2 separate regions of the Homo sapiens genome follow, and region 2 is linked to region 1. A link is an interaction called in ENCODE POLR2A ChIA-PET data of the cell type or tissue named here. Cell type or tissue: A673. All regions are shown on one strand. Links, peaks and the distances in the headings refer to the core of each region. The heading gives the core; the rest is flanking DNA. Region 1 overlaps LOC102724877. Region 2 holds the start of MB21D2 (Mab-21 domain containing 2).

What was found. ChIA-PET counts read pairs that join two places held together with the same protein. Peaks named below come from ENCODE experiments on the same cell type or tissue, not always from the same donor. Only the 100,000 strongest peaks of a DNase experiment are listed, where the experiment ranks them.
Region 2: POLR2A ChIA-PET joins it to region 1 with 6 read pairs; 2 of 35 experiments call an interaction of 5 or more read pairs at or near these places.

Annotation. Positions count from the first base shown.
Region 1 is chr3:194,077,161-194,089,293 of GRCh38, forward strand. It overlaps LOC102724877, which reads left to right. Exons shown (of 6, transcript XR_002959666.2): 2 at 1,052-1,134; 3 at 1,241-1,308. Among named protein-coding and RNA genes, the nearest start is that of LINC02028, 12 kb to the left of the region's middle. RefSeq lists an enhancer at 7,440-7,489 and a silencer at 9,640-9,934. In A673, for the core only: no CTCF peak of the experiment used is centred there; no DNase peak of the experiment used is centred there; H3K27ac peaks cover 661 bases.
Region 2 is chr3:192,915,885-192,928,017 of GRCh38, forward strand. MB21D2 (Mab-21 domain containing 2) reads right to left here and starts at 1,972. Exons shown (of 2, transcript NM_178496.4): 1 at 1,746-1,972. The coding sequence starts at 1,956. RefSeq lists an enhancer at 938-1,267 and a silencer at 1,918-2,277. In A673, for the core only: no CTCF peak of the experiment used is centred there; no DNase peak of the experiment used is centred there.

The DNA.
Region 1 (12,133 bases), core at 4,489-6,988:
CTTCTTATTTGAGGCAGGGTCTCACACTGCTGCCCAGGCTGGAGTGCAGTGGTGCCATCATAGCTCACTGTAGCCCGGACCTCCTGGGCTCACATGATTCTCCCACCTCAGAGCTCATGGGTAGCTAGGACTACAGGAGCATGCCACCACACCTGGCTAATTTTTTATTTTTATTTTTTTGTAGAGACAGGGTTGTATTATTTTGCCCAGGCTGGTCTCAAACTCCTGCCTCAGCCTTCCAAAGTGCCAGAATTACAGGCATGAGCCACCACACCCGATCTGAACTTCTTGTTTGACTCTCTGGTGTTCCCCAGGCAACAGTACTGGGGAACTGGAAACAGTACTTTCTTGTCTCTGTGCATTGCTCCTGTTGTCTCCCCTATATCCCCTTAACCTTCACACAGTATCCCCCCTTCAGAACTCAGCTCAAAGGCCGGCCAGCTCCTCCATGAAGCCTTCACCATGTCTCCTCTGAGCCCTATGCCACTTTTCTAAGCCTCTTTGTTGTGGCACCATCCCTGTCTCCCTCCCTTGTACATAAACAGTCTGGGAAGTTGTTGAGTTGATGGGTAGATGGATGGAGGGAGGGATGGGTGAATGGTTGGAGGAATGGAGGGATGGAGGGATGGATGAATGGGTGGAGGGATGGAGGGATGAATGGATGGATAGACTCAGCCACATATGTATGAAATGTATATGAATTGTTGAGTGAATAGATAGATAACAGGCAGGCAACATTTTCTAGAGCTATTATATAAGACATACTCATACTTGGAGTTTCAGCATCGTGTTAATATATTTACTTGTTCAATGTTTATTCAACGGTTTTTGTTTCTTTTCTATCCATCCCCAATCTATGTCTGATGCAGGAGACAGGCACTTGGGAATATTTAATTCAGGCTGGATCCTAAATCATGTGCAGTCTATGTTTATGGATAACGAAGAGCTAAATACATTTTAATATTGTTCCCAAGGTGAAGCCTGATGAGTTTTTACTAGCATTCAAAAGTGGGCGTCAATATATTTCTTCTTTCTGTGTTTTGGTTCCCAGCTGAGTGGAAGGTCAACCAGTCCAACTTCTCATGTTTCAGAAGAGGAAAGCAAGGTCTGGAGAGGGAACGTGGCTTGCCCAAGGTCAGAGGTAGAGGGAGATTAAAACTCTGGGTTTTGACTCTCAATTCCTTGTTCGGTCCTTGACACCTTAAAACTTAAAGTCAAAGAGCTGCCTTATCCATTACAGATATGTTTCAAACTTTGATGAAAAGCAGGGAAGTTTGGGAAGAAAATCCAAGACTTCTCTGGAGAGAGGTAAGATTTCTGCATTATAGATTCTTTCTTTGTTTTACATCATTACATATGAGACCTTCGCTTTCCAAGGTCTCATTTGTACAATGAAGAGAAAACTGCTATGCCCCTGACTCCGTCCAAGGGCCTCTGGAACATTCTAGAATTGTATTTCCACAGTTAGCGCTGCTCTGATTTGGGAAAAGAAGAATTGAAGATTTTTGTAGTGTTGGCTCTGACTTCCCTTCTTAGCAAAACTTCTAATGTCCTAGTGGACGTGGCAACAGCTTGAAAAACTCCTCTAGGACCAGACAGATAATTAACCCTTTCTCTGCTCTGCTGATATAACTACTTTCCACAGTTTTTATGGAAGAACAAAATGCCCACGAAACCTCTGTGCACGACTAATTTATCTGACACCCTGGCTCTGACTTCTCTATCCCAAAATTCAACTCAACAACACTTTCCAGAAATTTCTAAAATTTCTTTGATCCAAGGTTTCCAGAAATACCTACAGTTCTGTTTGTCTATTATAATTTTTTGATGACCATGGTTCAAAACCTTAGCTTACTCCTTTAAAAAATACCATTATCGGCCCAGGCACAGTGGCTCACACCTGTAATCCCAGCACTTTGGGAGGCCAAGGCGGGTGGATCACCTGAAGTCAGGAGTTTGAGACCAGGCTGGCCAACATGGTGAAACCCCGTCTCTACCAAAAATACAAAAATTAGCCAGACATGCTGGTGGGCACCTGAAATCCCAGCTACTCGGGAGGCTGAGGCAGGAGAATCACTTGAACCTGGGAGGCGGAGGTTGTAGTGAGCCGAGATCGTGCCATTGCACTCCAGCCTGGGCAACAAGAGTAAAACTCCGTCTCAAAAAAAGAAAAAGAAAAAGCAAAAAAAAACCTAGTATCTGTCTCAAAACTCTGAATAACAAAGGGCACAACTTATCTATCATCATAAATGCAGCCAGTGACTACTCAGGGGCACTAAAACAATTTTTAGATTGTTACTCTCCCCTCAGAAATTCACAGATTGTAGGAAGAAAGCAGAAAAGTAGCCAGAGAATGGGGGCACGTGGGAGGGCGTCTCTGCAAGAACTGGGCCTCTTCCCCCAGTACCCAAGCAGCAATTAAGACTGGTCAGCCAACCCAAAATGTGTCCGGCTTTTATGAATTTCCAATCAATAGCCAAAACGCCAGAAGTTTCTTTTCAAATTAAAAAGAGAGAGAGAGAGAGCGTGAGGGAGGAAGAAAGGAAGAAATCCAAACAGTGGACAAAAACAAGGCGACCGTGGCTCCCACTCCAGCCTGCGAAGCGGCGACAATGGTGAGAAATCAATGCCCAGAACCACAAGGCAGCTTTCAGACACCTCTTGACCCTGTCACTTCCTGGGTAATTAAGAGGCACTACAGTTCCGTGTCACTGTCAGGGGCTGAATGTATATCGATAGATAGATATATATGTTCTTAAAAGATTCTTTTTCTACAGCGGTGGTCAGGATCCTGCCAAAGAAAAGCGGGAGAAGAAAGGCATTTTGTCCAGAGTGCAGTGAAAGGAAACATGAAAGGAGAAACCTAAATTTTTCAGTACAGTCTGCCCCTGACATGGGAAAATGGCGCAGACAAGAATAGACGGCTTGTTCGCCGTTGAGTTTTTTTCTTCCTTCCCTTGACAGATTATCTCTGTGAATGTGGTGTAGGCAGCAGGGCACCCCGCCCTCTCTGTTCTTCTTCGGATACCTTAAGGACATGAATGCAAAGCCTGGGGTCTACATGACAGGCTGAGTCAATGCTTGGCTGCATGGGGCTTTAAAGGGGGCCGCCTTCCTTCCAAGGGCCTCAGTTTCCCTAAATGAGGGAAATTGGACTAAACCCGCTCTGGAGACTTTTCCAGGGCTGGCATTCACTGAGACCATCAGAAACAGTTTTTTCTTCTGACCCTACCCAGAAAACAGAGGAACATAGAGTTCCAGGTGAGCAGAAGTGGCCTCCCCACCCATGCCTATGAAATACCAGCAACCAAGGCCACTCAGAGAAGGTCGGACCAACCCACTGGAGAGAGGGAACCTCTAAAGGCACTTTGCCAGCTCTGACCCTGATGGTTCTTTGGCGAGTCTGCATCCTTTCCCTGTGGCACTTGTCTGTGGGGCTCAACTCAGAGAGTTGAGCGCAGTCTGCTTTGCAAATGAATGCAAGCCACATGTCCGCCATGGACTGGGAACTCCCTGGCCCACAGCCCTCACTGATTATCCCGACATCCCTCCCAGGGCCAGCAGCAAGCCTGGGCCCCACACAAGAGGTGCTCGGTGAATGTTTATTAAGCCAACATCTGACTTTAATGATACAGCAGGGAGAAGGAAGCTTGTTCTCACGGGGTGCCTCAGTGAATCACTTTCGCATAAACCTGAGAGTTTTATTTCAGCAAACCAGTCCCTTTCCTGAGTCCTTGGTAACAAATTTTACTCCTGGAGGGCAAGAACACAGTTCTATCATCTCTCTATGCTTACTACTAGGACAGTGACAGGGTGTACACACCAATAAAGTTTGAGGGAAGGAATGGATGATGTCACACACTGAGGTCTTCCTCCTGGGTCTGCCACCTGGCCCTCAGCATGGGGGCTGGTGTATATAGTGACTGTCAGTGTGGCACTCCAATACCCTGAGATGAGTGACATTCTCCACATGGTACAGCAGGGGTGTTATATGCACGTGGCACATGTGCAGAACACCCTGTACGTTGCATTGGCTGTCACAGCAAAGAGGCCCCTGTCACTCACTCTTGGAATATCAGAAGGATAAAGATACTAGTAAATGGGAAAGGGGAATTCCACTTATCTAGAGGAAAAGTACAATATAAATTTACTATCACAATATATGTTTATAACTAAGGCAAAGCTTATCTTGGTGTTCTCTCTCGCTCATTGGATAGGTGCTGTGTTTTATAGCATCGGGCTGGACCCAGGAAGCTGGCTCCCAAAAACCTGGGCTTCCTTTGCAACCTCTACATGAGGAAGAGGCACCAGTTAGTGTGACCCATCCTGGGTAAGGATAGGCTTTCCCTAGGTACAAAAAGATCATTATTACCTTGGCCTCTTGGCCACTTTTTCTTCTGGCTAGCTTAAAACCCGTTCATTTGTTCTCACAGTGGCTTGAGGGACAAAAGGGCAAGTATTACCAGCCCTAGGGTTGCTAGGTGGCTACAGGGCACTTGGAATATGGCTATGGTTACTGCCGCTGAAGAATTGAATTCATTTTATTACACTCTAATTAATTTAAACAAATTTAAACGGCTGCATGTGTCTGGTTGCCACCGTGTTAAACAGCATAGCTCTAAATTCTTCACCTAAAAAAATGTGTAAAACCTAAAGTATTTGGTGACTTGATAAAGCCTTGAAAAATCTAAATAAGATAATAGATAAACCAACTAAAAGGAGGAAGAGGCCTCTTAACTGTCACTTGGAGACCACCCAGGACTGTATTTTCAAAGTCTATTAGCACCTGCCCAGAGTTGGTGGCAGAGCCTACCCCGACGTAGCCGCTCATGCCCCCACAGGGATGCGTCTCCCCCTCCAGTGCACGCTGGCATGCAAGCCCCTGAGTAGCCCCCACCCTAGCACTGATGACAAGGCTTGTGCACAGCAGCTTTGCTAGACTGTGAGCTCCCAGGGGACAGAGACTGGCTTTACCTATCACTGAATACCTCCCTCCCTGCAATTCCCAGCTGAATGCCAGTCACAGAGCAGGTGCTCAAAAGAGGGTTGTTTTGAACCAAATCCCCAACATTTAATTCAGAGGTTGTTATGATCATAAGATGGGGTCTCCTATGGACTGAATGTTTATGTCCCCCTCATATGTTGAAGCCTAATCCCCAGTGTGATGGCATTTGCAGGCGGGGCCTTTGGGAGGTAGCTAGGTTTAAATGAGTTCGTGAGGCTAGAGCTCCCGTGATAGGATGAGTGTTCCTATAAGACGAGGAAGAGACCATATCTCTCTGCTATGTGAGGATACAGTGAGAAGGCAGCTTTCTGCAAACCAGAAAGAGACCCCTCCTCAAACACCAAATTAGCACCTTGATCTGGGACTTTCTTGCCTCCAGAACCTTCAGAAATAAATGTTTGCTGTTTAAGCTAGGATATTTTGTTACAACAGCCTGAGCTAACTAAACTAGGATCTTTGAAAGCAGCAGCTTTTGACATCAGCTTTTTCACATGCACTCATTAAAGATTTTTTAAAAAACCAAAAAAGATATTTTACCAAGTACTTCCCATGGGAACTATGGGACCAAGAAAGAGTCCGTCTCTGCTCTAAGGAGGAACCAACACAGTGTGAGAAATGACCAAGTACAGAAGTAATTATAACTCCAGACATAAAGTGATCTGTTCCACTTGAGCAATGCAGATGGAGCCCTTGGAAACTGCGGAGAAAAGGGATGGGTCACTGCTAAAATTAGTAGGGGAGGAAGCAGGAGGGGACAGCTTCCTGGAGAAAGTGGAGCATCTGAGCCAGGCCTAGAGGGATCGGGCGGATGTGCCTGTGCAGTAAGGAGACTGGGATGAGAGCAAAGAGCAGAGGCCGGCGGGCAGGAAGTGGGGGGAAGGAGAGGAGGTGTCTGGGGATAGTGACGAGTCCAGCCTTTTACACAGCAGCATTGCTGTACAATGAAGCTGGGAAGAAGCTCTGCTCTGGCCAAAGCGCTAATGCTAACGGTCCCCGCTACCTCGTCCTGCGCCCACCCCACCACCCCCAAGCTCCGTGGAGCTCAGGTTTAAAAACTGTAAGAACTGGAACATTTTGTATTTCTAGTCCTTTTCCCTGCCACCTGCAATAGATCCCCCAGTCCTACCCCTTTCACAAGGAGTGAGGGTGGACAGCTGGACAACCAGTGTGGCCTCCCAAGTGGCTGTGGGAAGGGCTAGGCTGTCTGCTCCCCTCACTCTCTTCCGCCCGCTGTGAAATCCACATCAGCTGGAGATGCCCAAGAGCTCTGTTCCCATCTGTTCTGGGCACGGCTGGTGAGAAAGCCTCAGGATTCAAGAGGCCGGCCCAGGGAGCGGGCAGGGTAAGAGCCCACCACACAGGCATGTTCAGCCAGTCCTGGGAACAGCTGCCCAGCCAAGGGCCAGGAGGCTCCCTGCTTCCCAGCCAAGGGCCAGGAGGCTCCCTGCTGCCCAGCCAAGGGCCAGGAGGCTCCCTGCTGCCCAGCCAAGGGCCAGGAGGCTCCCTGCTGCCCAGCAGCTCTCAAATCACCCATTTTGTAGCCTGGCTGCTAATGATGCAATCAAGTTCATCAGAAAGCATCTGTTCTGAATGATAGGCACACTGCTCTGAGAGAAGTATGGGTGTGCTCTGAGAGAGGCACATCAGAGTCGGGGGACTTGGGTGACTAAGCAACCAGGACTCTTGATGTTCCCATGAGCCTCAAAACTACCCCTTGGGATCTTATCCAACCATCTTGAACTAGACCAGCAAGTCTCCTCTGAGCCCTCAGCCAAGACCTCAGGACGGAAGCTCGTTCAGGGACGTGCAGCTCTTCACAAGCCCCAGGGCTCACTGCCACCAGAACCCCTTGTGAGCTCCCCACAGCAATGTGAGAATGGATGGGGGGCGGTGGGGGGGATATAGTTTCAGGCAAATACTAGAAGAGCAGCTGTTGTATTCAAGCACAGCTTCCGCCTAAAGTAGGGCTGGAGGCAAAGGTTCACATACAGGTGGTGTTGATTCAGGTGGTGACCCCAAGGAGCAGGAGTGAGTTACAGTTTAAGAGTGAAACCAGAAAGAGGGGAGAACCAATAAAAAGATGCATTCCTAATGCAGCTTCCACAGGAGAAACTAGTGCTCAATTCCTTGGGAACTTCTAAAGAACGTGTGGAACGCATCTGAGAACTGCCCACCCGACAGTGGAAAGAGGGAAGCATTTAGCCATAGGTTCCTGTCCTCTGTTGGTCAAGGGTAGCTCCGTGGGGGATAACCCTGCACAGTTCTAGGATGCAGAGTGATAAGTGTCAGTATCACAAGGCTGTGGTCCAGGACAGGAAGTGAGAGGTATGCGGTGTGGGCCCAGGTTAAGGTGCTGCCACTGCACATCTGTGAAGCTGCTCAAAGCATGTGACCCCCTGGGTTCTGTATTCTGGCTGGAGTAAGAGGCAGTCTGAAGAGGAGCTTTCCAGAAAGCTTTGGAGTGTTGTGTCTGCTTCTACCATGTCTCTCCCTGGAGTCCAGGGCACAGGCTAAGCCTGCTTGAGGCCTGCTGCTTGCCAAAATCTGTATTAGTTTCTGATTGCTGCTCTAAGAAATTACCAGAAAATCAGTGGCTTCAAACAATATTAGTATATTATTATTCTACAGTACTGGGGTCAGAAGTCCAATACAGGTCTCACTGCGCTAAAATCAAGGTATTGGCCAGGCGGTATTTCCTTTCTGGAGGATCCAGGAGAGAATCTGTTTTATTGCCTTTTCCAGCGTCTAGAAGCTGCCTGCATTTCTTGGTTTGTGGCCCCTTTCTCTATCTTCAAAGCCAGCAATGACCACTTGAGTCTTTCTCACATTACATCACTCTGCCTCTTCTGCCTCCCTCTTTTATTATAAGGACCCTTGTGATTACACTGGGCCACCTTAATAATCCAGGATAGTTTCCCCATCTCGAGGTCAGCTGATTAGCCAACTTAATTCTTCCTGCAACCTTAATTCCTTTTTGCCAATAACATAACATAACATATTCATTGGTTGTAGGGATTAGGATGTGGATGTCTTTGAGTTACCATTATTCTGCCTGCCACAGATACTGTCCTGCCTTTCTTTGAAAAGAAGAGCTCATGATTTACAAGGTTAATCAGGGCTGACTTTTTACACTGTCCTTGGAGCCAGGAAGGGAGAACCTGCTTGTCCCTGAAACTGTCCCTAGGATCCCACATGATCCTGGCACAGCAGCCTGCTCTGTCAAGGACAACTAAGCTCAGTAAAGCTCCAGGTCAGCTTGGGCATCATGGGAAGAGCCTGAGCTTCACAGACAGAGGGACTGAGCTCCTACCCCAACTCACCGACTAGCTAGTGGTGAGACCTAGAGCAGGTCACTCAACCTTTCTGAGCCTCCATACTCCCATCTGTACAGCAAGGCTAATGCCCTAGGGGGCAGTCAGGATTAGAAATCATTTTTTCTACCATTAAAAAAAAATTATTGAAGTCTCACTATGTGACTGGCACAAGGCTAACTCCTGGCAGAAGGCTAACTCCCTGCTCTCATCAAGCTTGGATTTTAGTTGGGTCTAACATGTGGGAAGTCCTTAGATAGCCTGGGAACACAGGTACGCAATAAATTGAAAACATCTTTTGAGCTCTCAAGCCTGCAATTATCAAGAAAATAATATTATGTTTTAGTTACTTATTGATTTATAACATACAAAACTAAGCATAACCCCTATTCGACTTGATCCTCACAACAATAATCCAGGGATGGGGCAGAGAGCAGCCCTTCCATGGTTCCTCTTGCACCCACAGTGAAACCCTGTGCCTAATGCAAGCACCCTCAGTCATGCAGGGCAGGTCACCTCCTGTTCCGTTTCCATCCTTTCGGGTTAAGGGTAAGAAACCAAAAACTAAAAAAAAAAAAAAAAAAATTAAATGGCTCTTCTCTAGCACTGCAGATGCAGTAACATATTTATACTATGCTCTCACCTGGTATAAATGTTTTGACCATATTCGGGGGTGGTGGAGGGTGAGGAGAATGTTTGCGCTTCTCTTTTTGCAGTTAGCCCAGGTTGTTAGCTGCATGTTCTCTTGTCTCTCTCTCCCACAAAGCTGTGAACTCATCGCCTAGGGACAGCGGGTCTTAGGAGGCCCCCATAGCAAGACCCAGGGAGGAACTTTGCAATTATTTAGCAGCTCTTGGGAAGCACTTGCTAAATCCAACCCCCTCACCCATCCCAGTCGCTTGGTGGAGGAGACCCCTACAGAGTCCCGGCCAGAAGTCTCAGATGGCTATCCCATGCAAGACAGTCTCTCGAGGGCTCCATTGTTATACTCAAGTTGGCAGGAATAAGCTTCAGCCAGCTGGCCCGAGGATCCAAGTGATACCAGCTGGTCCCCAACCTACAGAGTGATCATGAGCATGTCTGTGAACTGGTATCTGACAGTTCGCTGTTCCCCATCTCCAGTTCCTGGAAGGGAAGCTACAACCTAACGGTGCCAAGGAGGGGTGGCTTGATGTGGAAGGCGGTTGTCCCTCACTGTCCCGATTACCCACCGCGTGCCTCTGCCTCCCTTTCCCACACTCTGCTGCTTTGCTACCGTGGTGCCGGTGCTCAGTTTGTCAGGCCTCCCAGGCTCAGCAGGCAGGATGCCGTAATTCTCAAGAATAAAGAAAACATTTTAGAGTCTGACAAGCCCAACATTTGCATGTCTGTTTTCAGAGAAATACCCATGTTGGGGGATTAATCCTCTTTCTTCTGCCCCCCTCCCATCCAGCCCAAAGTAGGAAAACATTCTTGACATAGTTGCCTGAAAAGGATTTCTAAAGAGAAAAATACTGCCCATGCCCTGTGATTTCAGGCACTTAGTGTGAAAAGCACCCAGAGGAAGGTGATAGGGTAAAGAACAGAAAAGAAAATATCCTCTTTAGTCAAATAGATTGTTGATCTTAAAGTGGACGGTGCATTAGCTTTGTCTCTAGTCTCCAGAAATAGACATGTTGGTGCTCTACTTAAAAAGGCATGATTTCTGCACTAAGAGCCGAGCCTGTGCTCCCCTAGGCTGTGGATTGGAGGATAGTAAATGGGGAAAGGGGCAAAAGCCCAAGGCCCAGAGAGGCACTCGGCAGAGGAGAGAAACACAGGGTTTATCTCTTGGAGCATTTTACACTAGGACTTAGGCTTATCCAGATGCTAAGAGACTCTGAATTTGGAAGAGAAAAAATACATTTTACCTCATATTTGGGAAGGCCTGCTTCCCAAAGGTCTGCCTCACTCTTGGGGAGGTCCTCTCTGATCTGCTCTGAGCATTAAAAGTAAATTTATGAAAGAATTCCTGGAGAAAAGCCAACTAGGGCGACTTGTTCTGAATCATTAAAGTTTCTGTCTTAAAAGATGATTTCCACAAAGGCCGACTCTATTCTCGTCTCTCAGGTTGGGAAGCTGATGAACTTGTAAGCAGTAAGGGCCCTCTGATGAGATGAACTTTGCTCCCATTGTTCCAAAGAAAGCGAACCTGTGCCCAGGAAGGCGATTGAGGATGGAGGGGCTGGTCCAGGCAGATGTAGCAAAAGGCAATTTTAAAGTTCTTAAGACAATGTGGGCATGCCCAAGATCACAGCCATGCACCCATGCATCCATTCAACAACTGAATGTTTGTGTTGGCCAGAGCCCTGTATTAAATGGCGATTCCCTTCAACCTCGAGAGGGCACGTAAGCCCACAAAGTCCTGGAAAGGAGATACGATGGGAAGCGCAGGAAATTCAGAGAGCCCACGGTGAGTGTGAGTGGACTGACCACGGTGGAGCCATGAAAGCATCTCAATACCAACCCCAGAGGCAAGGCCCAGTGCGTGGTGGTGAAGACAGGTGGTCCAGGACAGCCTGGATGCTCAGAGAACTTCCTGTGGGCCAAGCCCAAAATGGCACAGGCTGAGGCAGCACATCCTGCGTGTCCATCAGGAGAGCAGTTTCCAAGTGGAGCCATGGGGAAGGAGCCAACAGGAAAGGACCCTCTTCTCTGAGGAGCTAGGGACATGGGGAGAGCTCTCCACCTGAGCCTGGGCCAAGAGGAGGGAACGCCTGGCAGGACCCAGTGCCCAGAACAAAGGAGCTTGTGTCAGGGCCTCTGGGATAGGGACCAGGGGAGGCCAGCGGCGTGAGGCCCAGGTGAGACTTGCACTGCACAGTGATCATCTGGACATGCTCTCAAGCACCACAAAGAATTGTCGCCTGATTGCTGGAAAGCAGAGGGCCGGGCTGGGGCAGACCCGAAAGGGGAACCTTGAGAAAAGAAATGGAGGGAGGCAGGAAAACTTTCTTTGCAACAATGGTAGCAAAGTTCATCTCATCGGAAGGGCCTTGTTGCTTACAAGGTCATCAGCTTCCCAACCTAAGAGATGGGGATAGACCTGGCCTTTGTGGAAATCATCTCTTAAGACAGAATCATCAAAAATTCACTCTAGTTGGCCTTTCTCCAGGAATCCCCACACAAATTAACTTTATATGCTCAGAGCCAGTCAGAGAGGACCTCCCCAAGAGCGAGGCAGATGTTTGGGAAGTGAAACCAGAGACTTTGCCTTAAAGGGGACACATTCCCTCCTGCTCCCCACTAATCCTAGAGTCTGCAATAAGCTGTCTGAGATAAGAGGGGCGAAGAAACCAGCCAGAGAAGAGATGCAAAATTCCTTAAAGTTCTTGATCTGTAGTTCTTATCCCAAACGTGTGGCAAAAAAAGAAAGCTACCCACCACCTTTATGCCTTTCTCCCAGTAAAAGACTAATTTCAGCTGGGCAGGGTGGCTCAAGCCTGTAATCCCAGCACTTTGGGAAGCTGAGGTGGGCGGATTGCCTGAGGTCAGGAGATCGAAACCAGCCTGGCTAACATGGTGAAACCCCGTCTCTACTAAAAATACAAAAATTAGGGCATGGTGGCGCACACCTGCAGTCCCAGCTACTCAGGAGGCTGAGGCAGGAGAATCACTTCAACCTGGGAGGCGGAGGTTGCAGTGAGCCGAGATTGCGTCACTTCACTCCAGCCTGGGAGACAGAGTGAAACTCCGTCCCAAAATGAATAAATTAATTAATTAAAATAAAATAAGACTAATTTCAAAAATCCCTCTTAGGTACACAGCAGAGTATAGCATACAAAATGCATTTGGCCCT
Region 2 (12,133 bases), core at 5,958-8,457, 1.2 Mb before region 1:
GCAAGTGACATCAGAACTGATCTGGGGGCTGTATTAACACAATGGCAGACTTCCATTATTTATGCCACAGAGAAAGGCTATGATTAACTAAACAACTTAAGTAACTGCGCTCAGCCTTCTGTGTGTGGCCCCACCTTCCTGACAATCACTGTGTTGGCTTTTGGCTTTGTAAGCATTTTAGGCTTCCCTGTGGAAGCTCACTCCTACCAGGTTTTATATATATATATATATATATATTTAATTCATCTATTCATCTACATAGTTGAACGGCTGAATCTCTCAATAGTTTTTCAACCTCATACGCAACGTAAGACACACTTGAAGAGTGCGGCGCAAAAGGTAAAAACCAGCCTAGAGTTTTAACATGTTTCATCTAACTTCCCAACGCGTGAACAACTACCAGCGGACACAGACACGTTCAGTCTGTATTACCCCGTCCTTGGGCAGTGAGGAAGAAGAAAACCTAGAAGGAAGAAGGTATCCCAGGATAGAAGCAGCAACAGCCGGCTGAAACCCAATTAGATTGCAGGAGAAAGAGAAAAGCCCTGTCTTAGTCTGTGGCCAAAAGACCTTTCCCAATCAAATTTTTCAACACCTGGAAAATTGGCTTATCTATTTGTAGAGAGCACCCAGAGACGAGCGTTAGAGCAGCGCTACCCTGGAGTACCAGTTCTTCGGAATGTTGACCGCCGGCCACGCACCGCTTGACAGCCACGGATCCGCTGGCGGAGCCGCAAGTTACAACCCAGGCGCCTGGCAAACTCACACTACACCTCAGTAGCAATAATCCCAACGGCAGGACACCTGGGGAGGGTGGGCTCGGTCTCCCGGGCCTGGCTCAATTATGTTCCTTTACACAGCATTCAATCATGTTTCAGGAGCCGTAGGTGAGGGGCTGGAGGTGGGAGTGGGGGACACATTTTCTAGCCCCCGACGTCTCCGCGGTTGGAAACTCTGGGCACCTCTTTCGGCCAGCGCTAAGACAATACACAAAGAGCAGGGAACCGGCGCTCCTCTGCGGCCAGAGCTCCGCGCCTAGTCACGGAAGAGCTGGGAATTAAGAATTCCGAGCTCAGCGAGAGCCCTGAAGAAGCACCGGAAATGCTTCCGATCGCTTCATAAGAGAAGTCAATTTGCAAATCAAAGTTGCAGGAACTCCGGACGCCTAGACTACTTCAGCGGGTTACTCGGGAACACCCAACAAGTTTGGCCACCGGGGGCTCGGCATGACAGCGCCGCGCCGCGAGACGACAGAAGCAACTTGTCGCTCGGGCGCCAAGCCAGAGCCCTGAGCCGTCTCCGCTCCCAAGCTCGGGAGAGCACCCAAGAGCCGGCGTCGGGAAAGCGGAGGTCCCTGCCTCCGGCAGCCAAATCCCTCAACTGAAGGCACCTCAGGGGCTCACCTGGACTGCACTCGCTTCCAGGGGCTTCCCCCAACAGTGCAACGCTTCACCGCGAACGCCTCACCTGCCTGCCAGCCCCAGGTGGCGGAGAAATTAACAAAAGAGCAAGCGAACAGGGGGAAAGGGAGACCCGGCGTAAAGTATAGTAAGGAGGGGAGGGCAGGCAGCTCGGCTTTCGGCGGAGAAAGAAGAGAGAGGCGGAACAGAGATGGCTTATACCCAAGGCACCGGCTCGGGAAGGCAACCCAGAAGGGAAGAGGTCGAGAAGCGGCAATGGGTTTTCTACTCCGCTTCCCATCACACACACACACGCACACACACCTCCCCCTTTTTCCTCCTTACCCAGCATGGAAAAGATGAAATCCTTGGCTGTGTGAATCTCCAGCGCTCTCTGGTCGTCGTATTCCCGCTGGTCGTGCTTCGTAAATTCTTGGATGAGTTTGTTCAATTCCTCCACCCGAGCTCCCGACCTGAAATCCAGCTCCGGGAACGCAGGCTTGTTGTTACAGCCCAGGGAGGCTGCCTTGTTGGCGGTGGGAGCCGCCATCTTCATGCAAAACGCGCCGAGTAGCAGCTCCGCGGCAGCGCGGCACCCACCCCCGCCCCCCACCCCGCCCCCCTGGGCCTCCTCCCCTCGCAGGCTCCCAGGCTTTGGCCCCGGCTCGTGGGCGGGTTGGCGGGCGGGCGTCTGGGCGGGCAGTCCCCCGCTCCGTGCGCTCTGGGCGTGCGAGCTTCGGGAGGAGCTGGACTGCAGCGAGGGTGCGTGTGTGGCCCCGACACCCTTTTCTCCGGCCCCACGCCCGCCCCGATGCTGCGCGTCCCTGCCCTGCCCTGGCCCTCTCTGGCAGCGGCAACGGCGGTCGTAGAGCCAACTGGAGCCTCCCCCGGGCGAGGAAAGTGAAGTGGAAACAATGTGAAATTCACCAGCTCTGAAATCAACAAGCTGCCGGCTCCGGTGTTACGGAGCCAGCACCAGCGTCTCCATTTAAAGGGACAGCGCACCCAGTGGAAAGGAAAATAAATAAATGACAGAGGTCTGCACGCATATACCACTTGCCAATCCGTACTTGGGAAGACGCGCGAGGTGTGGATGCATTCTTTCTCCACCTCCACGGCCGTCCCCCCATCCCCTTTCTGGGCAGGGTTTGCCAAGCGCATTCAAGGAGAAGAAAGTCTTCCTCCGTTTGATTTTAAGGGCGGTGTCCTGGGGGAGGACATCTCTGTGCGCGTTTACCTCTCTATCCCAAGAACTCCAATACCTTTAAATAGTAAAGGAAACTGCCTTAAGGAATATGAAACCTGTCTTCTACCCTTTTCCTCTTGGATTGCCAAGATGATAGGATTGAGCGTATAAAAAAAGAGGGTCCACATCTAACCCAGTATTGGCACTCCCACTAACCCCTAGATATCCCTACCTTTGCCCAAGGTAATTAATGACCTGAATAACAGCTTATTTATCTTAACATATAATGAGTTAATGAGATTCAACCTACTCTAATATAAAGATAGGGAAACTGAAGTGTGGGTGTGGGAGAGGGGAAACAATGTATTGCCCCAGGTTCCAAGAAATGTTGGATGACAAGATGAAAATTTTCTCATTCAACAGATAAAATTTGAGTACGCACCATTTGCCAGATGGAGTGACAGAATGTGACAGTGATAACCAAAAGACATGGCTCCTACCATGGAGTTAGGCTTACATGACAAGGCAGGTTCAATCTAAGTCATAGTCCTTTAGGCAGAATAGAGTCTCAGAGGTGGTTTTAGTGTTTATGGGGTGTATCATTCAAACACTTAGGAGGCCCATTGGCTGTGAGAAACATAGGTTATCTTCCTCCCTAATTCTCCAAAATCTCTCTTCTCTATCCCACAGTCCCTGATTTAGATCAGGTCTGTTTCACTTTCTTACCCGAGTTCTCATGGCCAAGAATACAAATTGTTTTGTTAGACATGGAAGGAAGTACGGACTCTTCCATGCCTTCCCCTATAAAATGGGAATAATAATTCCTGTCTCACAGGTTGTTTTAAGGATTACGTGAGATAAAACAGGTCAAGCACTTAGTTCAAGGACTGACATAATAAGTACTTAGCTATTATCAGCTTCTACTATTATTGTTATTAATTCTTTCACTGTTCCTCAATCTAGTAACAACTTGTTGCCAGAGTGATCTTTAGAAAACACAGACCTGACCACTGACCTCCCCCTGGAATTCCTCTCTTCTTTACTCCGTTTACACCAAAACCAATCCGCGTCTGCCTTTTTCTTACAGCTTTCCGGAGACCCTCCCCTCAAGCTGGTGGCAACTTTTCCTTCCTCAGAACCTACTCTCAGAAGCTTTCATATGATGCTAATGAATTTTGACCTTGCTTCATCATTGCTTTTTGTTTTGGGTTGTGTGTGTGTGTGTTTGTTTGTTTCTGAAACAGGGTCTTCCTCTGTAGCCCAGGCCAGAGTGCAGTGGCACAATCGTGGCTCACAGCAACCTCAACCTCCTGGGATTAAACAGTCCTTGCATCTAGATCTCTCAAAGGGATTACAGGCGTGAGCCACCACACCTGACCACTTCATCATTGTTAATGCAAGTTTTAGACTAAAAGATTCTTGGGGATGAGGGCTACATCTTATTCATCTTTGTATTTCCTGCAGCATATGGTCCTACCGAAGGGTCCTCTATGTTTATTGAATCAAGTAATGAGTGAAGAATTGTGGCATAACCAGTTAATTTCTCTTACTTTTCGTTTCCTTCTCTTTGAAACACACTTCCTCACCCACTCAGTATGAAAGAGAGAGGATCCATGCCTAGATAAATGCTGGTGGACTGATGAGGAAGTGACTTAAAAACTCTGGTTTTTAGGCAGGGCGTGGTGGTTCACGCCTCTAATCCCAGTACTTTGGAGGCCGAGGCGGGCAGATTGCCTGAGCTCAGGAGTTCGAGACCAGCCTGGGTAACACGATGAAATCCCATCTCTACTAAACATACAAAAAATTAGCCAGTTGTGGCGGCGTGCACCTGTAGTCCCAGCTACTTGGGAGGCTGAGGCAGGAGAATTGCTTGAACCCAGGAGGCGGAAGTTGCAGTGAGCCGAGATCGCGCCACTGTACTCCACCCTGGGTGACAGAGTGAGACTCCATCTCCAAACAAACAAACAAACAAACAAACAAAGCAAGCTCTGGCTTTCGCAGCTCTGCTATGCTGCCCTGACTTCTCATCCTGAGAGGATATTAACATTACCTGGGCAGTACTAGAAGCCACATAAGTGTTTGGAACTCCAGCACAAAGTGATCCACTCCCATCTGTCAGTGCTTCACTAGTGATCAATGGCAGGCACCTGTGCGACAGCTGGCTGAGGCAGTCATTCCATAGAGCAGAATGGTTCTAGTTACCTCCAAACCATGTACAGTTAAGAAATACTTCAGACAACAAAATCGAAACACTTTTTATTTGTTAATTTCCAAACATATGAATGAGGCATCACTAATCTTCCCTTAATTTTACCTTTTCTTATGATATTTATATCCATAAAGAAACAACAGGTTGTTAGCAGAAAGTATTCCTGTTGTGCCGTAGTGCTGGACCCTGGGGGTTTGAATGAGTGAGTGGTCTCTCTGATGTTCCTCATTGTCTGTTCTCCTTCCCGTCAGCCAGATCAGATTTCTATGAATCATGGACCCTCAGTGAGCCCGCATATCCAGATAATGTAATTGGATGGTAAACTAACACCTTCCTAGGCTCTAATAGAACGCTGATAAGATTGTGTCAATATCCCTTGTTGAATTAGAAGAATAGAGAAAAACGATCAAAAACCATAATTTCCTGAATTGATCTATTGGGAGACTTTTTAACCTCTGAGCTTCTCAAGGGCAAGTACTGTGTTTCTTCACCTGTGTAAACACTGCATTTAATTTAGTTCTTGACCCATCTTATGACCTTAGTTTATATGTTCAAATGAATATATAAAAGAATGAATGAAGCCGGGCACGATGACTCACACCTGTAATCCCAGCACTTTAGGAGGCCAAGGCGGGCAGATCACAAGGTCAGGAGTTCAAGACCAGCCTGGCCAACATAGTGAAACCCCATCTCTACTAAAAATTCAAAAATTAGCTAGGCATGGTGGCATGCACCTGTAGTCCCAGCTAGTTGAGAGGCTGAGGCAGGAGAATCGCTTGAACCCGGGAGGTGGAAGTTATGGTGAGCCGAGGTTGCACCACTGCACTCCAGCCTGGGCAACAGAGGGAGACTCCTTCTCAGAAAAAATAATAATAAAAAAGAATGAACTAATACCATCCCTCAAAGTCCAAGAAGTCAGAATTTAGGTGATTTTTGCTACAATTTAAATATCTCAATGTAAGCTATCTATGGTTTCCCAGTATTTAGTTAAGTGTTGTTATAAATGTAAGTATTTCTGCATGCATTTAATTAAATGCCCCAATTTTTATGCCTTTTTCTCCCTGTGTATGTTATATGACCTAAGAGAAGGAAGAGAGATAGAGAGGAAGGTGGAGAGAGAGAGAAAATCATTATTAGAAGATGTTAAAGAGTGTCTGAGGCTTGAATAAAAATGCATATCTCTAGAATTTTGACAGATGGACAAAGGTCAGTGGAGTCTACCATCTAAACAAGCACTAAGGTAGGCTTTTCCTTTGCTGGCTCTTGCAGCATCAAACAGAACAGAGTAACAGCCTGCATTTCCAAACTGCTGTCACACTTAGAGGTAGAACTTGCCCTTCTACTCCCAACTCCCAAATTTTATTAGCATGTGAAAGAAGTCTTCATCTTGCTTCTCTGGAGCTGTTTGTTGTTAAATACAGCTCTGAAGTTCTGTGGCAAACTCTCAGCCATGAATAACTGGGCTGTGCAGAGCCTGCATTAAAAATAGCAAGCTCCACATCCACATGATGGATTAACAAAATATAATTTTAAACAAAGATTCTCTGGTCTGAGGGAGATTTAAATAGCAGCCTAGGCTACAAGATCTGGCCTTCTTGGGCAGCTGGATTTTCAATAAAAGTCTAACAAATGGAAGTGGCCTGGGTTTTTTATGATTTGAAATGCAGGCAGGAAAAAGAGAGGCAAACATCACAGACGTGTGGAATGTTGACAGTAGAAGGAACTTAGATGATAAATTCCATCTACCCCCCTTATTTACCAGATGGGAGAATGAGGGCACAGAAAGAGAAGGGAAACTTGACTAGATAGTAGAGACAATTCTGTTTCTATTTTTCATACTAACTTTAAATTTACTAAATATTTGTTATTGTGTTTCCAGACTGCCAGAAGGAACATGAAAAATGCCACGAAATTTGATCAAAATTATAATTTAAAAAATAAAAATAAAAACAGGAGAGTGGCCCTTGGGCAAAATGCACTCATTTCACTTGAAGTTAAATCTCAGTAAACCAGAAACTGCTGACATTTGGAATTACTTGGCTACTGATTTTTCCTGGCAATAGGTAGACAATCAAGACTACAGCTAAATCTCTTTGGTAGTCATAAACAGAGGTGCGCACGTCCCTGCTTGGGGCAAATCGGGCACTGTTACTTCTAATGAGATTAGGCCGTTTAATTTTTTTTTTTTTTTTTTTTTTTGAGACGGAGTTTCGCTTTGTTGCCCAGGCTGGAGTGCAGTGACACCATCTCAGCTCACTGCCACCTCCACCTTCTGGGTCCTGATTCAAGCAATTCTCCTCCCTCAGCCTCTGGAGTAGCTGGGATTACAGGCACACACCACCACACCCGGCTAATTTTGGTATTTTTAGTAGAGACAGGGAATCACCATGTTGGCCAGACTGGCCTTGAACTCCTGACCTCATGATCTGCCCACCTCAGCCTCCCAAAGTGCTGGGATTACAGACGTGAGCCACCGCGCCCGGCCTTAGGCCATTGAAATATTAGCGAGGTCCCCAGAACAATATAAATAACCCTCTCTATTCAGACTATTCAGTCCTAATAAAGTGAGGCCCATGTGAAGCCCACCTGCTCTGATGTGTTCACATGGTTCAGAGGGCCTAGTCCCAGCTTCTCCCTCAACCCTGTATCCTCATAACCTTGAGGGCGTGAGTGATCTAGCTATGGAGAAAAGTGCAGCAATGTAAATCTCTCCACTCAGTCTCTCATTTTATTCTCTGCTCTCTCTCTCTCCCCCAACCCTGTACTCTAATGACCTTGAGGGCGTGAATGATCTAGCTATGGAGAAAAGTGCAGCAATATCAATCTCTTCATCCAGTCTCTTGTTTTATTCTCTACTCCTGCTATACTCAGGGAAGCAAAATCTGTGCGTGTGAAAAGAAGGAAATGAACTCTAGGGATGGAAATAACAATATCTGATAGCAATTATTAACAATTCCTCCTGATAATAGAGCACTTTACAGTTCAACAAAGCGCTCATCACAAAATTCATTTATCGGTTCCTCACAGCCTCTTACTGAAGCAGGTTAGTGAGGACTATTATTATTTTTTGCATTTTGGAAATAAGAAACTAAAGCTCAGAGAGATAGTGAAGTTTGTGGCTAATTGTCATCCTTCAGCTCTCTATTTAGATGTCATTTCCTTGCAAAGAGCTTTTTCTGGATCTCCTCCACCCCCACACACCCAGGTCTAGGTCAGGTAAATTCCTTTGTAGACTCTCCTTCCCTCTGGACTTACGTCACTGTTCGTTCTCACACTTCCTTGTATCTGCCTGATAACTTTCCTGTTTCCCTCACAAAAATGTATGCAACACTGTCTGTCTTGATCACAGATGTATCACCAGTACCTCTTACTGGATGTGTAGAACATAGTAGATATTCAATAAATGTTTGATTAAAAAGTAAATGCAGGCTCAGACCCCAAATTTGAGTCTTTTGATTTACAATCCAAGTTCTTTCCATGAAACCTCACTGAATCTGTTGTTAGCACCCATTGAGTATACAGAAAAACACCAATAATCTCTCACATTTTAGAGAATGGGTACGCTTTATCAGCATTTCACATACACAATCTGATTCCAAATTTTGATTCAAGTTACCTTACTGTAAACAAAGCCTTTTGTTCCTCTTCTCTCTACCTTAAAATCTAAGCTCAGGCCCTTTGCTCAATAAAGTTTACGACAAAATAACTTTAAAAATTAAGTTCATATTTTCAATTCTTCTCACTTTTGGGAAAACCCATTTGACTTAAACTCTACACATCAGGTAAGAAAGGGCATAGTAATAATTGCAGGTAATTTAAAATAACTCGAAAAATCCTCTTCGCATATTACGACTGCCTTAACCCCATCAGCTGTTCTGGTGAAACGGTGGGGCCCTCATAACCAATCAATCCGTTGATACTGTTACATTTTGTTCTGGCCCTTGAACTTGCCAAAAGGCCCTGTTCTGGGTTCTCCACACCAATCCGTATCCTACTTTACATATACTCTGGGTACTGGATCGAGTGCCAAGGATAGACCATAATCCTTTGTCATGGGAAAAGTGGAGCTGTTTGGCTTGCTTTGCTGTGGTCAATTAGTTAATTAAATATAAATTAATTTAGTTTTTTTTTCTCCTATGTGGCTTCAGAGGGTGGAACCAGGAGGGATTGATGGCAGCTACAGACATAAAACTTTGACTGAGGATGTGGAAGCATTTTCTCACAATGAGAGCCACTGTGCACTGAATAGGCTGCTTTATGAATTAGTAAACTCCCCATCACAGAAGGTGTTCAGGGCTGTGTTATCCACCCATCAGGGTTATGCTAGGTTCCTAAGTTAGTAAAGAGCTGAGACTATGGCCTCTGAAATGTCTTTCAACTCTGAGAAGCTCTGACTCTATGATCCATTTTCAGTTAACAGGAAAACTGAAAACTAGCTTCCTACAAGGAGTCACTCCATGACAGAGCTATGTTCTGCACTAAACACAAGGTGTTTGAGATCTATTTTCATGTAAGGCCCAACGAAGATCAAGGATTATGTCTTTTATTTTTCTAGGCTTAAAAATACATATTTCCTTGTTTCTGGCTTTTGTTTTCTTTTTCTTTCTTTCTTTCTTTTTTTTTTTTTTTTGAGACGGAGTCTCCCTCTGTTGCCCAGGCTGGAGGGCAGTGGCGCGATCTCGGCTCACTGCAACCTCCGCTCCTGGGTTTAGGCCATTCTCCTGCCTCAGCCTCCCAAGTAGCTGGGATTAGAGGCGCCCGCCACCACGTCCGGCTAATTTTTTGTATTTTCAGTAGAGACGGGGTTTCACCATGTTAGCCAGGATGGTCTCGATCTCCTGACCTTGTGATTCAGCCTCCCAAAGTGCTGGGATTACAGGCGTGAGGCAGGGTGCCCAGCCGTTTCTGGCTTTCTTACTGTCCGATTCTAGCAGGTTATTTCATTCCACCCGATACAAAGAAGTTCTGTGGTACAGAAACATGCCACAGACATCATATACATACCGTGCAACCCAAATTTATATTTGGAGAAGTTCTCAGTAAAAAGAAAGGGTCTTCCTTTAACATATTAATTTACATGCTCATTGTTTAATGATAGAAGCCAGTTCTCTGAGCACGTCTATACCATTGGCAAAGGAATTGTTATAATGCCTGTTTTGTTTTCTAGATCTTGTCCAAAAAAAAAAAAAAAAAAAAAAAAAAAAGCCGGGCACTATGGCTCATGCCTGCAATCCCAGCATTTTGGGAAGCTGCGGCGGGCGGATCACAAAGTCAAGAGATCGAGACCATCCTGGCTAACATGGTGAAACCCTGTCTCTACTAAAAATACAAAAACTAGCCGGGTGTGGTGGCGGGCGCCTGTAGTCCCAGCTACTCAGGAGGCTGAGGCAGGAGAATGGTGTGAACCTGGGAGGCAGAGGTTGCAGTGAGCTGAGATCGCACCACTGCACTCCAGCCTGGGGACAGAGGGAGATTCCTTCACAGAAAAACAAAAACAAAAACAAAAACAAAACCTCTCTAAACCCTACACTGTAAGAAGTTTATTGAAAAACTTGGCTTTCTTTTTTGTTTTCACCTCCAACCATACTCAGTACAGCACAAGAATAGCAGGAGTTGTTTCCCCTGATCTGAGACCTGGTGTGTTGAGTTGTGGTCCAAAGCTAATTTTAAATTCCAAATGTATAACCTGGAGAGAGACAGAGAGAAAGAGAGAGAGAGAGGATATGAAGAAAATTGTGATGTTCCTTCAGCCCTGACAATATTATCACACACACAGCCATAAATATACTTTCTGGACCATGACTTCTAATTCTGCTTACTCTGTTAGTACTTTCTAAGCAGCAGAAAAAAATACCCTCACACCCTTTACATTCTCTAATGTTTCTTTATAGTCTAATAGAAAAAAATAAGAGAAAAAAAAGGAAGAAAGATAGACTAAAAGAAAACATAGCTCCCTTATTCTATCTAATTTGTGATTATTCTTGTCTATTTAAACTATCTTGGGGATATGAGTACATGCATTTTATTGAGATTTGCCTTAATTTTTTTTTTTTTTTTGAGACAATCTCACTCTGTCACCCAGGCCAGAGTGCAGTGCTGTGAACTCTGTTCACTGCAACCTCTGCCTCCCAGGTTCAAGCAATTCTTGTGCCTCAGCCTCCCGAGTAGCTGGGACTACAGGCACATACCACCATGCTCAGCTAATTTTTGTATTTTTAGTAGAGACGGGGTTTCACCATGTTGGCCAGGTTGGTCTCGAACTCCTGACCTCAAGTGATCCATCTGCCTTGGCCTCCCAAAGTGCTGGAATTACAGGCGTGAGGCACCGCGCCCAGCCTGCCTTAAATTTTTTAAAGGGGGATAGATAGGAATATATCGGATATACATTGTAAATAAATAAATTCAGACAAAAGCTGAAAGTCAGGAGATTTCTGTTCTGGTTCAGCTTTGGCCATTAGTTTCATGATCAGAGAAAAATCCTCTCCTTTTCTCCGAATCTCCTCTTCCTCTTGTGTAAATGAATAAATAAGGTGTCATCCAGGCGTGACATTCTGAGGCTACAGCTCTAACATGAGAAGACAAATAAAGCAGTGCTCCCTACAAATTCTTAACACAATGTGTTTGTTTATTTTCCCCCAGTCTATCCTTGCACAGCTTGACATTCCATAGTTGAATGTTCTAATTTTTTTCTAAGGATCTTTACTCTAAAAGAATTAGCCTAAAATCAAAAGAGAAGAGAATCTATAAGTGCATTAAGACCCCCTCCTTGACACATCTTGGCTAATGGCCTCTTATTCTCTGTTGGTGGGGGATGAAGCAAAGCCTGCTGATGAAATTCACTCAGCAGCTTGGCCCTAGGGTATGGCTACATGGTCTCTGGGTTCTTAGGGTCCAGCCAGGGCCCAGCAGGTTTGTCAGACTCCAGAAATCCCTCTCCTCACAGGGTAAGCAGAAACAAAAGGCACCCGAAGAAAGTACCCCAGGAAGTATTTACAAGAGGCTGCAAAACAGTTATAAAATGATTTTCTGGCCCTAAAGTTAGAAGCCAAGGATGATGTTCTGAAGCCCAGGTGTGAGATGAACATAGGTATAGAACTTTATAACCAGACTTATAAAGCAGTTGACACAAGAAACTGTGGTTTTGGCAAAAAAGCATTAAGGAGTCTGTATTTCTTCACAACCAAGATATGGAAGAAATCTGCTCCTAGGAATCTGGGCTGCAGTTTTCTTTATGTATTTTGGAGAAAAGCAACTTTATAAATTTCAGATAATAATTAGTGATAGTAATAAAAAGACATAACAATCTTTAGGCAATAAATAACATTCAAGTATGTCTGA